2 separate regions of the Homo sapiens genome follow, and region 2 is linked to region 1. A link is an interaction called in ENCODE POLR2A ChIA-PET data of the cell type or tissue named here. Cell type or tissue: GM12878. All regions are shown on one strand.

Region 1 (8,000 bases):
AGTATATCCTTATGTAACAAGCCAAAGGAGAAAAGGAAGAAGACAGAAATGGAAGCAAGACTTTAAAACAGGCACTATTCTAGGCACTGGCGATATAAGCAGTAAACAAAACTAATTCCTTGCCCTTGTGATGAAACATTCCAGTGCAAGAGAAAGACAATGCACAAGTAAATTTATGTCAAATGACAATAAGTGCTATAAAAAAAAAGAGTAAGAAAAAACATGGAGGTAGGAAAACAAAATTTATTTTATACAGGCTGATATTTAAAGTCATGAGACCGGACAACATACAGAGTAAGGGTAGATGAGAAGTCTGAAAATTGAGCCCTAGATAATCCAAAATTTAGAAGTCAGGGAAATAAGAAGAGATCTGTGAATAAGCAGGAAGAGAACTATGAACAGTGGTGACCTGAAAGTCAACTGATCAAAGCATTTCAAGAAGAATGGTGAACTATGCAGTATGATGCTGATAGGTTGAGTAAGATAACTTGAGAATTGACTAATGTAAAGATATTGGTGACCTTGAACTAGCTATTTCAGTGTAACAATAGTGGCAGAAGTCTACTCTGAGTGAGCTTACAGAATAATGGAAACAGATGAATTACAAACTGCAAGTACAGATAACTCAACAAGTTTTGCTACAGTTACCAGAGAAACTGAATAGCTAGAAGGACATAGCTCCAAGGGGATAAAGAATAAAGAAATTTTCTCTCCTGAAGATGGAAACAATTACAGCATATTTGTATGCTCCCGGGGATGATCCAGTAAAAGACAAACTGATGATGCAGGATGGAAGGAGAACAATTGCTGGAATAATTAGTGGAACATAAAAGGTGTAAGGAGATGGGATCCAGTACACAACTGGAGAGTAGAGATAAGGTCTTAGGAGTACAGACTATTCATTTATTACTAACAGAAGAGAAGGTATGCAAAGACTCAAAGAAACAAATTCTCTCCCTTCAAAAAATTCAACATAATAGCGTGGAAAGACAAGTAATAACTACAAAAATATGAAATCGCTTGGAAAAAAAACATTGCTAGAGGGCCACACAAGAGTCACTAACTACATGTGGGAAGGGACGATTGAAAGAAAACAGAAAAGAGAGGAGATACTCATGCATGAATTCAAAAGGCAAATATGACCAAAGAAAACATGTGCCAAGAAAAGAAGCACAAAATAGCACAACAGAAGATGAAGATGAAGATAGAACGTTAAGAACAAAATAGAAGGCCTTGGACATTACCTGCCATTATGAGAAGTTTGTTAGAAGGAATAAAATGAGAGAATACAATCCATTTATACTCTAATTACTGCTTAGTACCTCCTCAGTAATGTATTTTCATAGAATAGCACTTAAATCTATCATGTAGTAACAGTACTGTCTGGCTGGGCACAGTGGTTCATGCCCGTAATTCCAGCACTTTGGGAGATGAAGGCAGGAGGATCACTTGACTCTAGGATCCAGGAATTCGAGACCAGGCTGGGTAGCATGAGGAAACCCCATCTCTACAAAAATTAGCCAGGTGTGGTGGTGCGTGCCTGTCGTCCCAGCTACTCAAGGAGGCTGAAGTGGGAGGATCACTTGAGCCTGGGAGGTGGAGGTTGCAGTGACCTGAGATCACACCACTGCACTGCATCCTGAGAGGGAGTGAGCCACCACCTCAAAAAATAAAATAAGGCATTGAAATTATTTAAAATGTTACCAGTGGTTAATGCAGGGTAGAATAATTATGGAGAATTCTCTCTTTTTGAGATAGGGTCTCACTCTGTTGCCCACACTGGAGTGTACCGGTGTGATCATGGCTCACTACAACCTCAAACTCTTGTGCTCAAGCCATCCTCCTACCTCAGCCTTCCAAGTAGCTGGGACCACACCAGCTTGGTGGTGCACACCACCAAGCCCAGCTAATTTTTTAATTTTTTGTAGAGGTAGGGTCTTGTTTTGTTACCCAGGCTGGCCTCAAACTCATGATCTCCAGCGATCCTCCTGCCTTGACTTAAGATGCTGGGATTACAGGCATGAACCAGCGCGCCCAGCCAGGAATTCTTAAATTTTCTTTTTATCTAAAGTTCCTTCCCTGTGATGACCACATAATACTTCTTTATTGTTATTTAACACTTATCTTCTTGTAATTACTAAAAAATAAATAAAACAAAAGTCAAATCTCTCCTTCCTTTCCCCAGAGAAATGAGCTTGCTGAATACCATCCCTAATCGTTTCTGTACATATATATGAATACGTGAAAAACTATAATTTAAGTAAACATATAACAGTAATGTTTTTTCCTTTTAAAAATGGAATTATACATTTTGTTTTGCCACTAGTTTTCATTCAACAATAAATCAGAGAAGATCTCTCTATTTCAACATATAAAATCACCTATCCTTTTTTATAGCTATGTATTATTTTCATTGTAAAACTGTAACATAATTTAATCTTTATTCAACCAATGGAAAATAAAGTTGTACCAACTTTTTACTACTACAAAAAATGCTACAAAGCCAGCTTTATTCATGGCCTTATCCAATATATAAACAGTAATAGCTAACATTTGAGTGCTTACTATGCCAAGCACAAGCTTCCACACAAAATATACAATATCAGCATACGCATTTGTAGTATTTGTATCATTTGCACTTCTGTAACCTGTCCATATTCATTTTCTCTGAAAATCAATTGCTTTAAAACTGGCCAAAATACACTTAAAAAAATTTTTTTAAGAGATGGAGGGATCTCATTTTGTTGCCCAGGCTGGTCTTGAACTACTGGGCTCAAGCCATCCTCCCATCTCAGCCTCCCAAGTAGCTGGGATTACAAGTATGTGCCACTGTGCCCAGCTTCAGAATACAATTTTAATCTAAGAAATTTCTGGCAAAATATCCCCATGAGTTCTGTGAAAATGCCTGGCATGTAAGCACTCATACATTCATACATTCTACAAATATTATTTGAGAACCTAAAATGTACTGGACCTTGAGTGAATAAAACAGACATGATCTCCGTACTCACGGGCATTTAGCCTAGCAAACATTTAAAGTGAATTAAGTGGAAAGCAAAAAGAAAAGTGAAGAGGGGAACACATCAGCTACAGAAAGACTAGTACCATTTGTGTCAACACAACTGACACAATTATAACTGACTCTTAAGCCAGTCTTCCACATCCTATAGATTTAAACTACTGCTTTATTCTTAAAATACTGCTTTACTTTTATCATTTTCATGCTCAAGAACCCACAAATTTTCTTAGTATTTACCACGTATACACTTCACCCATTTTCTACATTAGCTATTTCAAACCTTCACACTCAAGGCTTCCCCTATGCATCCCACTATTTCCCTTAGAGTTCCCCAGAGGACCACCTAAGTACATTTCAATGACTACTTTACAAATAAGAGGGGAAAGTCACCCTTTCAAGTTTTCACTGCCTGCATCCATACTCGTTACTTCCTTCACTTTAAGTGAAGATATTTTCTCGTCTCTCTAAAATGAGCCTCTCTGGGTATGTTCTTAAGATTAATCCTGTCACCTCACAACTATCTAAGAATCTATTATTATTATGAATACAGACAGTATTAATAATTAGTAATTAATAATTACTAATACTGACAGTATTATTACTAATACAGACAGTAATCTATTACTGTCTGTATCTTCAACTTCTCTACTGATTCTTTTTTTCTCAAGCAAGACATGCTCACCTCTTATTCATCTTGAAAAAAACTCTCTCTTGCTACAATGCACTGTTTTTATCCTAAAATCTCCTCTCATCCCTTCCCCTTTAAAACCAAACAATGTGTACCTCATCATTCAAAATTTCTCACTCTTGGCCGGGCGTGGTGCCTCAGGCCTGCAATCCCAGCACTTTGGGAGGCTGAGACAGGTGGATCACCTGAGGTCAGGAGTTCAAAACCAGCCTGGCCAAGATGATGAAATCCCCTCTCTACTAAAAATACAAAAATAAGCTGGGCATGGCGGCACATGCCTGTAACCCCAGCTGCTTTGGAGGCTGAGGCACGAGAATTGCTTGAACTCGGGAAGTGGAAGTTGCAGTGAGCCAAGATCACACCACTGCACTCCAGCCTGGGTGACAGAGCAAGACTCCATCTCAGTCAATCAATTTCTCACTCTCCATTCATCCTTAACTCACTACAACCTGGTTTCTGCCTCCATACCATTCCTTTGAAACTGCTTTCACCAGTAATAATTTCTCGAGTCTCCAAAAGGGATTCAGTCCTAGTACTGCTTGACCTCTCAGTTTTATCTATCATCACTCCTTGCTTCAAGAATTCTCCTCCACTGGTTCATTAAAAAAAAAAAAAAAAAAAAAAAAAAAAAAGCCACTATCACCTGCTTCCCAACTGCTCCTTTTCAATTTCAATTGTTTATAGGTTGCTCTTCTTCTGTGTCCTTATGAAGATCCTTAGCCTTAGAGACATTAGTTAACTTGCTAAAGGTCACATAACCAGTAGACAGCAAGCTAGAAACACAAATGACAAAACAAAAAGTCATACTTTACATATCCCTATTCTAGCACCTATTATATTTAATGCATTTCAGTTTCAGTATCTGCTCCCTGACTCTCCTACAGCAGATCATAAGCTTCTTAAAAGCAAAAGAGCTTTTACCATCATTCAGTTCTTTAAAAACAGGGCGTTTTTGTTTGTTTTTTGGTTTTCTTTTTGAGACAGTCTGGTTCTGTTGCCCAGCCTAGAGTGCAGTGGGCGCGATCTTGACTCACTGCAACCTCTGCCTCCCGGGTTCAAGCGATTCTCCTGCCTCAGCCTCCCCAGTATCTGGGATTACAGGCATCCGCCACCACACCCAGCTAATTTTTGTATTTTAGTAGAGACAGGGTTTCACCATGTTGGCCAGGTAGGTCTCCAACTCCTGACCTCACGTGATCCACCAGCCTCAGCCTCCCAAAGTGCTGGGATTACAGGCGTGAGCCACGGCGCCCAGTCAGAAAAACAGAGAGTTTTTTGTTCTGGTTTTGTTTTTTTGAGACAGAGGCAGGTGATCTTCCTGCCTTGGCCGCCCAAAGTGCTAGGATTACAGGTGTGAGCTACTGCACCTGGCCAACAGAGAGCTTTTTAATGCTAAATCTTATTTTCCTAAAACACACAGACATACACACACACACACAACTTCAGTTAGAAACAATATACACTCTTTCTATTCTTACTAGCCCATCAGCCCACTTTAAAGAAATCAGTCAGGCCCGGTGCAGTGGCTCATGCCAGTACTCCCAGCACTTTGGGAGGCCAAGGTGGGCTGATTGAGCTCAGGAGTTTGAGACTAGCCTGGGCAACAGAGCGAAACCCAACTCTACAAAAAAGGACAAAAATTAGCTGGGCATGATGGTGTGCACATGTAGTCCCAGCTACTTAGGAGGCCAAGGTGGGGAGGATGGCTTGAACCTGGGAGGTGGAGGCTGCAGTGAGTTGAGATCACACCACTGCACTCCAGCCTGGGTGACAGACCCAGACTGTCTCAAACACAAAACAAAACAAAATAAGGAAATCAGTCTAAGGAATAGTAAGAGACAAAAGATATGTTTATTAAAGTTATACTAGTATTCATAAGATTTAACATATTTCAATCTTAAAAGCACTTACTTTGTTAAATGAGTTTGAATCTCGTGAAGTAATACCTAGGTTACCTTTACTTTACAAGACAAGTGAGAGTGCAAAACAAAAAGAAATTTGGATTCACTTGTTCATTTGTTATCAGACTAAGGAATTGTCAATCTCATGGAATTTACACACATGGAAGTCATAATGATTTCTTTTGTAGCTGTGAGATTTTGTGATCATTTTAGCAATATTTGTGTGTCTGTGTGTGTGTGAAATGAAACACACACAAATGAAATTACTGGCTCATGTATTGAATGAAGCATTACGGTTCCAGGAGTTTTCATTGTAAATATCAACAAATAAACCTATGTTCTTCCCATCCAATACAAAAAAAAAAGTTCTCTTGTTTTCTGGTGTATAGTTTTCTTCTGATACCTCAGATTTGTATAAGGCTTCTGCTCAGTATACGTGCTGCCAAAGTGAGCAAAAGGCTTCTGCTCAGAAGTGAGCCACTTCACTAGCAAACTATTCAGGAAGCCAACAAATGTTAGTGTTCTCAATGCAACTGTTCCACTCACTGGAATTGTGATCCTCCTCCTGTTCCACAGCATATAATAGTAAACAACATAATATTCAGAAATAGCCTGTACCTTATTCAGCACACACCCACCCATTATTTTCTATAATATATGGAATTTTTATTTATTTATTTATTTATTTATTTATTTATTTATTTATTTATGTTTGAGACAGAGTCTTGCTCTGTTGCCCAGGCTGGAATGCAGTAGCACAATTTCAGCTCACTGCAACCTCTGCCTCCCAAGTTCAAGCGATTCCCCTGCCTCTGCCTCCCAAGTAGTTGGGATTACAAGCACCTGCCACTACAACTGGCTAATTTTTTTATTTTTAGTAGCGACAGGGTTTCACCATGTTGGCCAGGCTGGTCTTGAACTCCTGACCTCAGATGATCCACCCACCTCCGCCTCCCAAAGTGCTGGGATTACAGGCGTGAGCCCCCACGCCCAGCCTGAAAATTTATTAAGATAACCATCTCCTCACTTGTAACAGTCTGACCAAAATTTAAATTAGAAGGACTTGCCCTTCAGAAGTTTATATGCCTTTTCGACAGGGCGTGGTAGCTCACACCTGTAATCCCAGCACTTTGAGAGGCAGAGGCAGGCAGATCTCTTGAGGTCAGGAGTTCGAGACCAGCCTGGGCAACTTGGTGAGACACCTGCCCCCACCACCACCTCCATTTCTACAAAAAATTAGCCGGACATGGTGGGGCAGGTTGTGATGGTGCCTCTGTACTCCAGCCTGGGCGATGAATTGAAATCCTGTCTCAAAATTTTTTTTAATCATTAAAAAAAAAAAAAAAGAAGTTTACATACCTTTTCATTTGTTCTTTCCTTCTCCATAGAAATACAGGTCTTTTTACGAGCAGGTTAAACATGGAAAGTGCTCTGTACTTGTTTTAGTCAATCCAAAATACCTAACGTTAAGTGTTCTTCATTGTTAAAATTTACTATTCAGAATGCACCACAGCCAGGCCAGGTGCAGTGGCTCACCTGTGCCTGTAATCCCAGCACTATGGGAGGCCAAGGAGGGCAGATCATCTGAGGTCAGGAGTTTGAGACCAGCCTAGGCAAAATGGCGAAATCTCATCTCTACAAAAGCTTAGCTGGGCATGATGGCACGTGCCTGTAGTCCCAGCTACTGGAGAGCCTGAGGTGGAAGGATCACCTAAGCCTGGGAGGTCGAGGCTGCAGTGAGCCGTGATGGCGCCACTGCACTCCAGCCTGGGTTACAAAGTGAGACCCTGCCTCAAAAATAAAAATAAAAATAAAAAATAAATAGAATACACCACTACTAATCCTGCCCAACCAGAATTTCCACTCAACACCAATAAAAATTTGAATATCAATTCCCAACCTGAAGTCCCTTAACCCTTCCAGAAGGGAAGGGAATCAATACTTGGTAAGCATTTAATACAGATCCCTAAAAAAGCATAATAGGTGTCCTGGAAATATGCCCAACATTTCAAAAAAGCGGAATACAAATTACACATATGCTGAAGTAAAATTCCGCAGGCTATTAATAAATGCAGACTGGTAAATCTTTCAAGGTATTATTTCACCACAATATTCCTCTAAATGGGTCCTCCTCTGGTACTTATTCAAAAGATATATAATATGATGCTATGTACTGTAATGGATCGTGCACAAAATCCTACTGAAATACAATGGAAGGAGGAATTAGTTCTGCCTAGAAAGACTTCACAGAGGGAATATCTCAGCAGAATCTGGAAGGATAATTCAGCTCTGTGGGCTGCAGATGCGTCTAAGTGTGTTTCTGGTTACAAAAATTCATAGAATTGAATTTGGATAAGTCTTTAAAGATCACCTAGTCCTGAGGCTTTCCACC
Region 2 (8,000 bases), 380 kb before region 1:
TTCAAGCGATTCTCATGCCTCAGCCTCCCAAGTAGCTGGGATTACAGGTGCCCGCCACCACATCCAGCTAATTTTTGTATTTTTAGTAGAGATGGGGTTTCGCCATGTTGGCCAGGTTGGTCTTGAACTACTGACCTCAGGTGATCCACCCACCTCAGCCTCCCAAAGTGCTGGGATTACAGGTGTGAGCCACCATGCGCAGTCGAGTCTTTCTATTTTTAAGTAGGTGAAAGAAAATTACAGGCCAGGCACAGTGGCTCATGCCTGTAATCTCAACACTTTGGGAGGCCAAGGCGGGTGGATCACCTGAGGTCAGGAGTTCGAGACCAGCCTGGCCAATATGGCAACACCTCGTCTCTACTAAAAATACAAAAAAAAAAAAATAGCTGGACATGGTGGCGGGCACCTGTAATCCCAGCTACTAGGAAGGCTGAGGCAGCAGAATTGCTTTAAGCCAGGAGGCAGAGGTTGCAGTGAGCTGAGACTGTGCCATTGCACTCCAGCCTGGGCTACAAGAGCGAGACTGCATCTCAAAAAAAAAAAAAAAAAAAAAATTAGAGAAGGCCTACAATTTTGCAACACTTAAATCTGGTGGAACATATAAAATAATCATAAATAGGGACAACTTATTTGTATCAAAGACAGTACCTTGTGACTAGATTGGACAATATAGGGAGATCCTGTCTCTATAAAAAATGAAAAGTAAAAACAGAGATTACCTTTAATACAGGCAAAAGGACACTGCCTGTGAAAATACTGAGACTGATATATTTATAATTTTCTTTTCTTTTTTTTCTTTTTTGAGACAGAGTTTTGCTCTTGTTACCCAGGCTGGAGTACAGTGGCATGATCTCCACTCACTGCAACCTCTGCCTCCCAGGGTCAAGTGATTCTCCTCCCTCAGCCTCCCGCCACCACACCTGGCTAATTTTTGTGTGTGTGTGTGTGTATTTTTAGTAGAGACGGGGGCTTCATCACGTTGGCCAGGCTAGTCTTGAACTCCTGACCTCAGGTGATCCATCTGCCTCGGCCTCCGAAAATGCTGGGATTACAGGCATAAGCCACTGCGCCCAGCCTATAATTTTCAATAAGAAAAAAATTAGAATTAAGAATATTCTCCATCTAGCAAAATTTTTCCTGAGCTAACTGGGGACAGCAGCACATATAAAGTATGTTAGCAACTAAAAACATTATTGGTTATAGTGAAGCATCAACTGTAGAAGTTAACAACCACAAGTATAAAATGTAACTCTGCAAAATACTGCAATTTTATGAAAAAATTAAAACTAGTAAAACCAGATGGAAAATCATATTCAGAAAAGTATCAGTGACACAGTATTAGTGACAGATTTGACCGAGAAACTGATAAAAATATTTATTACCAAAAATAGTTTGTTTTTAAATATTCAACTGAAGTCCATGTTAAAAACTTTGTTATAATGTACAACAAAATGTTTTAGAAATTGTTTTTGAAAACAGACTTTAAATGGAGCTATTTTATTGATCTACTAATGCAATAAAAACTATTTTAATGGTTGAAAAAAGTAAATATTCCAAAAATATATAGAATTTTAAATATTTGTAGTACCCCCTTTCATTCTCAAAAATGTACCAGTTTGAATGAAAAATTATATAGTCATCTACTTAGTTATGACAACAGTATAAATACTTTGCCAAAGACAGCAAATTAAATATGTTCCCTCAATAATAAAAAGTTAATTTTAATTGGATTTTTTGAATACAGGGAAAAAAAACCTCATACACAGTAAGAAATCCTGATCTCCAACCTGTGCCTTAATAATCCTCACATTACAGGTTCATTGGTTACTACCTAAACACATAGGAGAAGATATTAGCTCACCAAAGTGTTCTAAAGTACACCCTGTGCTGATAACTACACTAATGTGATACAGCTAAGTGAGAATGGAAAAAGCCATCCAAAGTGCCAAGTCACTCATCAAGCAAGATGATCAAAGAGTGTTTCTGGTGTGTCTCAGTAAAATTGGCTTTTGTTGTTATTGTCGGACTATGAACATGATCACTTTTTAGGCAGGGAAAAAAAAATCACATATAATGAATGAACAGAGGAAAAAATTGAAAGGCATAGCTTATTAAATGGTAACAATGATTATCTCTGGATAGCAAGATCATAAATGATTTTTACATTCTTCTTCATACTACTCTGCAGTCTCTGGAAACTCTGAGAATAAACACATCCTAATTATATAATAAGAATGAAACAATAAGGCTATTTTCAATCTAGAGAAAAATATAAAAATCCCCAAATGTGATCAGTATATAAAACTGCATATGAATTTTTAACAATCAAATTAATTTCTAAAGGAAAACTTTAACTCCAACTGTCAAAATCAAAATCTGACCTTTTACAATTCTGTTATTACAATTTAAAAGCAATTATATATTCATTACCTATATCATAAATTCTTACCAGCTGTCACAAAGTTAAATATTCATAAATGTCAGAATTCTTTTGAAAGAGTCCATTGCTATTTCTTACTAGTCTGAAAAATGTAAAGTACCTGTAAACAAGAGATGCTAGAAAGCCAATAAAGTTTTGTAAAAAAAAAAAAAAAAAAAAAAAACTCAGACTTTGTATCAGAAAGGTATTCAAAGCCCATTCTACTACTTCTTAGGTATGATCTTTAGTAGCTTATTTTACCTCCTTGAAAAGCCTGTTTCCTGATCTGGTTGGTTTTGAGACAGGATCCCACTCAGTCCTGGCTGAAGTGCAGTGATACAATCACACTGCTGCCTCAAACCTCTGAGCTTAAACAATCTTCCCAAGTAGCTGGAATTATAGGCATGAGCCACTACACCCAGCCTCTCCTCCTTTCTTTAGTAATAGTACCCCTAAGCTTTACATACACACACCTAGCTAAAACCTACATTTCCCAACCTCTCTTGCAATTTCAGTTATTCATCAATGGAATGATAAAAGAAATGTGTCCAACTCCGAGGATGTGCATCTAAAGAGAAAGGAAATGCCTTCTGACTCCTAACCCTTCTCATAGCTGGCTAGAATACAGATATAGTGACAGAATCTAGAGAAGCTATCTTGGATTGCGACGGAAAACATGGGAAAAATACAGCAACACGAGAAAAAAAGCCTGAGTCCCTGACACCATCATGAAGCTCCTACAGCACTCTACACCACCTACCCCACTTGGATTGTTACTTGTTACTTGAAATTTGTGATTTTGGTTTAAACCAATATCCTAACTAATGTAAAAAAAAAAAACAAAACAAAAGGAGGAACTGCTATTTTTGTTAAGGAAAAAATATGTTATTATAATTACATATATAGCTATAGAAATGTAAATATAATAAACTTTACTAAGAAAAAAATTTTTACAAAGTATAGCCTAGTATACCATATATATATATATATATATGTATGTATGTATGTATGTATTTTTTTTTTTTTGGAGATGGCGTCTCCCTCCGTCACCCAGGTTAGAGTGCAATCACGTGATCTCGGCTCACTGCAATCTCCGCCTCCCGGGTTCCAGCAATTCTCCAGCCTTAGCCTCCCAAGTAGCTGGGACTACAGGTGCACACCACCACGCCAGACTATTTTATTTTTAGTAGAGACAGGGTTTCACCATGTTTTGCAGGCTGGTCTCAAACTCCTGGCCTCAGGTGACTAGTACAGCATCTTAAGGTGTTTAGGTGGTATTATAATTCCCAGTCGTCTGTTTCCCTCTTGTATACACAGAGTATATAGCCTCTCTCTCTTTAAGAGTAGTATTAATATCCCTGCCTGTTGCCATGTGACTTGTGGTGTCTCTCCGTGGGTGTTCCAAGGGTGGGTTTGGCCATATAACTTGTTTTGGCCACTGAATCTGGGAGAAAGTTCCAGTTCCAAGTAGAAGCTTCAACAGCTATTGTGTGTTTCTGACAGGTCTTACTGTTTTCTCTCTACCAAGAGAACAATATGTCACAAATAGGGACTGCTCCTCCAGCCCGGATCCTCAAATGAGAAAGAATCACAGAGCAGAACCATAGCTGATTCCTAGGAAGCCTATAACGTGAAAAACAAATAAACCCTTCTTATTGTAAGCTACTCATATTTTGGCTTGTTTCTTAGTGCAGCATAATCTAGCAAATGTTAACACATAAGTAAATCAACACCAAAGTGTATCAAGTAGTAATAAAAAAGATCCCAGTTACTAAGGAAATTTATAGGTTAATAATTAAATGTCAAGAATTGTCTCATATGGAATTTCTGGTGTCATTTTTAGGGGAGGGTTATGTGGGAGGAGATATTAGAGTACATGACTTTGAGAGTACAAGATTCTCTAACACACAAAATAAACTGAAATTTTAAATGATTTAGTCTTATTATAAATGGTTACAGTACAATGTGGAAGGCCAGGCATGGTGGCTCACACCTATAATCCCAGCACTCTGGGCGGCCAAAGCGGGCAAATCACGAGGTCAGGAGTTCAAGACCAGCCTGACCATCATGGTGAAACCCCATCTCTACTAAAAATACAAAAAATTAGCTGGGCGTGGTGGCGGGTGCCTGTAATCCCAGCTACTCGGGAGGCTGAGGCAGGAGAATCGCTTGAACCCGGGAGGCAGAGGTTGCAGTGAGCCGAGATCATGCCATTGCACTCCCGCCTGGGCAACAGTGCGAGACTCCATCTCAAAAAAAAAAAAAAAAAAAAACAGAAGTGAAAGTAAAATAAAGAGACAACCTCTAAAACATAATGCCAATCTTTTCTCAGTTAATCACAAGGTCAGATACTAGGGAGTCGTCAGTAAATAAATTAATAAAATGGAGAGGGGAGTGGGTATGATTATAGAGGGTAACACAAAGGATCTTTGTGACAGAGCAAGTCTTTATTTTGATTACGCTTACAGTTACATGAACCCACACATAATAAAACTGCATATGGATAGAACTATATATGCAAACACACTAATGAGTATCTATAAAACCGGCAAAATTTAAATAAGGTCTGTGGGTTATACCAATGTCAATTTCCTGTTTTTGCTATTGCTGTAGTTATGTAAGATGTTACAATTAGGGAAAATTGGATGAAGGGTGCATAGAGCCTCTCGGTACTACTTTTTGCAACTTCCCATGAAAAGGCAGTATTGAAGACCAATGTGAAGTAGAGAGAAGGTGGCAAATCAGGCAGTAAGAACACTGTGCGATGGCAAATCAGGGCCAGGTAGTAAAAGGAAGACAATGGAATAGATTTTATCCCTTCAAATAAACCACTCTTTTTAGTTTTGCTCTTTAAAAAATTTTTTAGTCTCTTAATGCACACAATTTTCTGTAATTTGCCATAAAATTATTTCTGACATATTAACACATAAAAATTCAACTACTTAGAATTCCACCTTCTATTACTCCATTTTCAAGAGGGCTGAGAAATCAGAATGGGGACTAGCCACCACAGCCTTTCAACTCCCACCTCAACCACCACCACCACCCTTTAAAGATAGAATAGCAACTCCTAAGGCCAAAGTACTAAATGAATACACCAAGAGTCTATGTTTTTATACACATAGGTTTATAGTTTGCAAGACAGAACATTTAGAAGCTTTTGATAGGCTATCCATATCTAGAAAAGGCTTGTATATTTTACAATGTAAAAGAAAACAGGATGAAAACTAAGAGTAAACAGAAGAATGAAAAATAGTAAGGAGCAATAGTGATTAACAGCAATCCAAAGTGACAAGGAAAATAGAAACCGGAAGCTGTTTGCTTATTACAGAAGCTAGTAATAAGAGAAATTTGAGAAAGGAGAACAACTCTAAAGCTAGGGTGGAGGGCGTGGTGGGGCAGAGAAAGGCAAATCACCTGGGCAGTCCTCACCTTTAGAACTGGAGAGGGTGGGGAGTCAAGGAAACACAAGCAGCCACTTGAGCAGTTCCCTTACAGAATGCACAGTGCACATATTCCTCAGCTCTGTAATTCCCAACTCATTTAATTTTTTTTTTTTTTTTTTTTTGAGACAGAGTGTTGCCCAGTCTGTTGCCCAGGCTGGAGTGCAGTGGCACAATCTCCACTCACCGCAGCCTCCACCTCCGGGGCTCAAGTGATTCTTCCCTCAGCCTCCTAAGCAGATGGGACCACACCCAGCTAATTTTTGTATTTTTTGTAGAGATGGGTTTTCACCATGTTGCCTAGGCTGGTCTCAAACTCCTGGATTTAAGTGATCCACCTGCCTCGGCCTCCCAAAGTGCTGAGATTACAGGCATGAGCCGCTGTGCCTGGCCCTCATTTAATAATTTAATAGACATAAACTGGATGCTTTCTAGGTACAAGACAATAGGTTAAGGTGTCTGGAGTTAAAATAATCAGATAGGGCTCCTGCCTTCAAGGGCTTAAATTCTAGTAAAAATTGTAATGCTACCTTCTGCAAACACGCTAACATCTCATGTTTGTTCCATAACAAAACATTACAAATTGACTTAGCAGGCAAAGACCTAGGAATACTGTAAATACAGTATTCTAAAGAAAGTTTTCAAAATCCAGATAAAAAAATATATTTGCTCTGGAGATTCACTTCTTTCAAAAATGAAAGAAGAAAGGGACTTTAGAATAGACAAAAGAATTTCAAAGAGATAGTACAGAAAATACTACTGAAAAACGATGGATGTAAAGACCATATCACCAACTCAAACCAGTAATGGGCCAGTTTTTAATTGAATACAACTCAATTTGATCAAAAATCTAGGTGACATAGAGACAGAATGAAAGCAAAGTATAGCTTGGGTCTTTCATCAGAAGACTTAGTGAGCCCTATATACATCATTCTAGGTAGGCCAAAAAAACAAACAAACAAACAAAAAAAACAGATCAGTGGAAGAAGCATGATCTTTAAGCATGAATGACTAATATACGAATTTATAAAAATCCTCTCACCTCCTTTGTAGCCCCTCAAATGGCAGCTGTCAGGTTTTAACGACCTGCCTATCTCAGGTTTTAGAAATGTGAATAAACTCCTCTTTGCTCACCAGCAGCTTGTCCACATTACACTATTTAACTTCTTGTTTTAAAAAACAAAAACAACAGCCGGGCGCGGTGGCTCACGCCTGTAATCCCAGCACTTTGGGAGGCCAAGGCGGGCGGATCACAAGATCAGGAGTTCGAGACCATCCTGCCTAACACAGTGAAACCCCGTCTCTACTAAAAATACAAAAAAAAGGCCAGGCACAGTGGCTCACGCCTGTAATCCCAGCACTTTGGGAGGCCAAGGCGGGCGAATCATGAGGTCAGGAGATTGAAACCATCCTGGCTAACATGGTGAAACCCCATCTCTACTAAAAATACAAAAAATTAGCCAGACGTGGTGGTGGGCGCCTGTAGTCCCAGCTACTCGGGAGGCTGAGGCAGGAGAATGGCGTGAACCCGGGAGGCGGAGCTTGCAGTGAGCCAAGATCGCGCCACTGCACTCCAGCCTGGATGACAGAGCGAGACTCCATCCTCCAAAAAAATAAAAATTAGCCAGGCGTGGTGGTGGGCGCCTGTAGTCCCAGCTACTCTGGAGGCTGAGGCAGGAGAATGGCATGAACTCAGGAGGCGGAGCTTGCAGTGAGCCGAGATCGCACCACTGCACTCCAGCCTGGGCGACAGAGCAAGACTCAGTCTCAAATTAAATAAATAAATAAATAAATAAATAAATAAATAAATAAATAAATAAATAAAAATAAAGCTCTATTCTTTTGAGGCTCTTAACTTTCTTTTTTTGGGGGGTGGATGGGAGGACAGAGTCTCCCTCTGTCGCCCAGGCTGGAGTGCAATGGCACGATCTCGGCTCACTGCAACCTCCGCCTTCTGGGTTCAAGCGATTCTCCTGCCTCAGCCTCCCGAGTAGCTGGGATTACAGGCGTCACGCCTGGCTAATTTTTGTATTTTTTTTAGTAGAGACGGGGTTTTACTATGTTGGCCAGGCTGGTCATGAACTCCTGACCTCAGGTGATCCACCAGCCTCGGCCTCCCAAAGTGCTGGGATTACAGG

What was found. Peaks named below come from ENCODE experiments on the same cell type or tissue, not always from the same donor. Only the 100,000 strongest peaks of a DNase experiment are listed, where the experiment ranks them.
Region 2: POLR2A ChIA-PET joins it to region 1 with 10 read pairs; 2 of 35 experiments call an interaction of 5 or more read pairs at or near these places.

The regions. Positions count from the first base shown.
Region 1 is chr1:51,867,207-51,875,206 of GRCh38, forward strand. The region is part of intron 1 of NRDC (nardilysin convertase); the gene reads right to left. Among named protein-coding and RNA genes, the nearest start is that of NRDC, 7.5 kb to the right of the region's middle. In GM12878, no CTCF peak of the experiment used is centred here; no DNase peak of the experiment used is centred here; H3K4me3 peaks cover 452 bases; H3K27ac peaks cover 159 bases.
Region 2 is chr1:51,485,894-51,493,893 of GRCh38, forward strand. All of the region lies in intron 1 of EPS15 (epidermal growth factor receptor pathway substrate 15), which reads right to left. Among named protein-coding and RNA genes, the nearest start is that of EPS15-AS1, 28 kb to the right of the region's middle. In GM12878, no CTCF peak of the experiment used is centred here; no DNase peak of the experiment used is centred here; H3K4me3 peaks cover 1,776 bases; H3K27ac peaks cover 3,064 bases.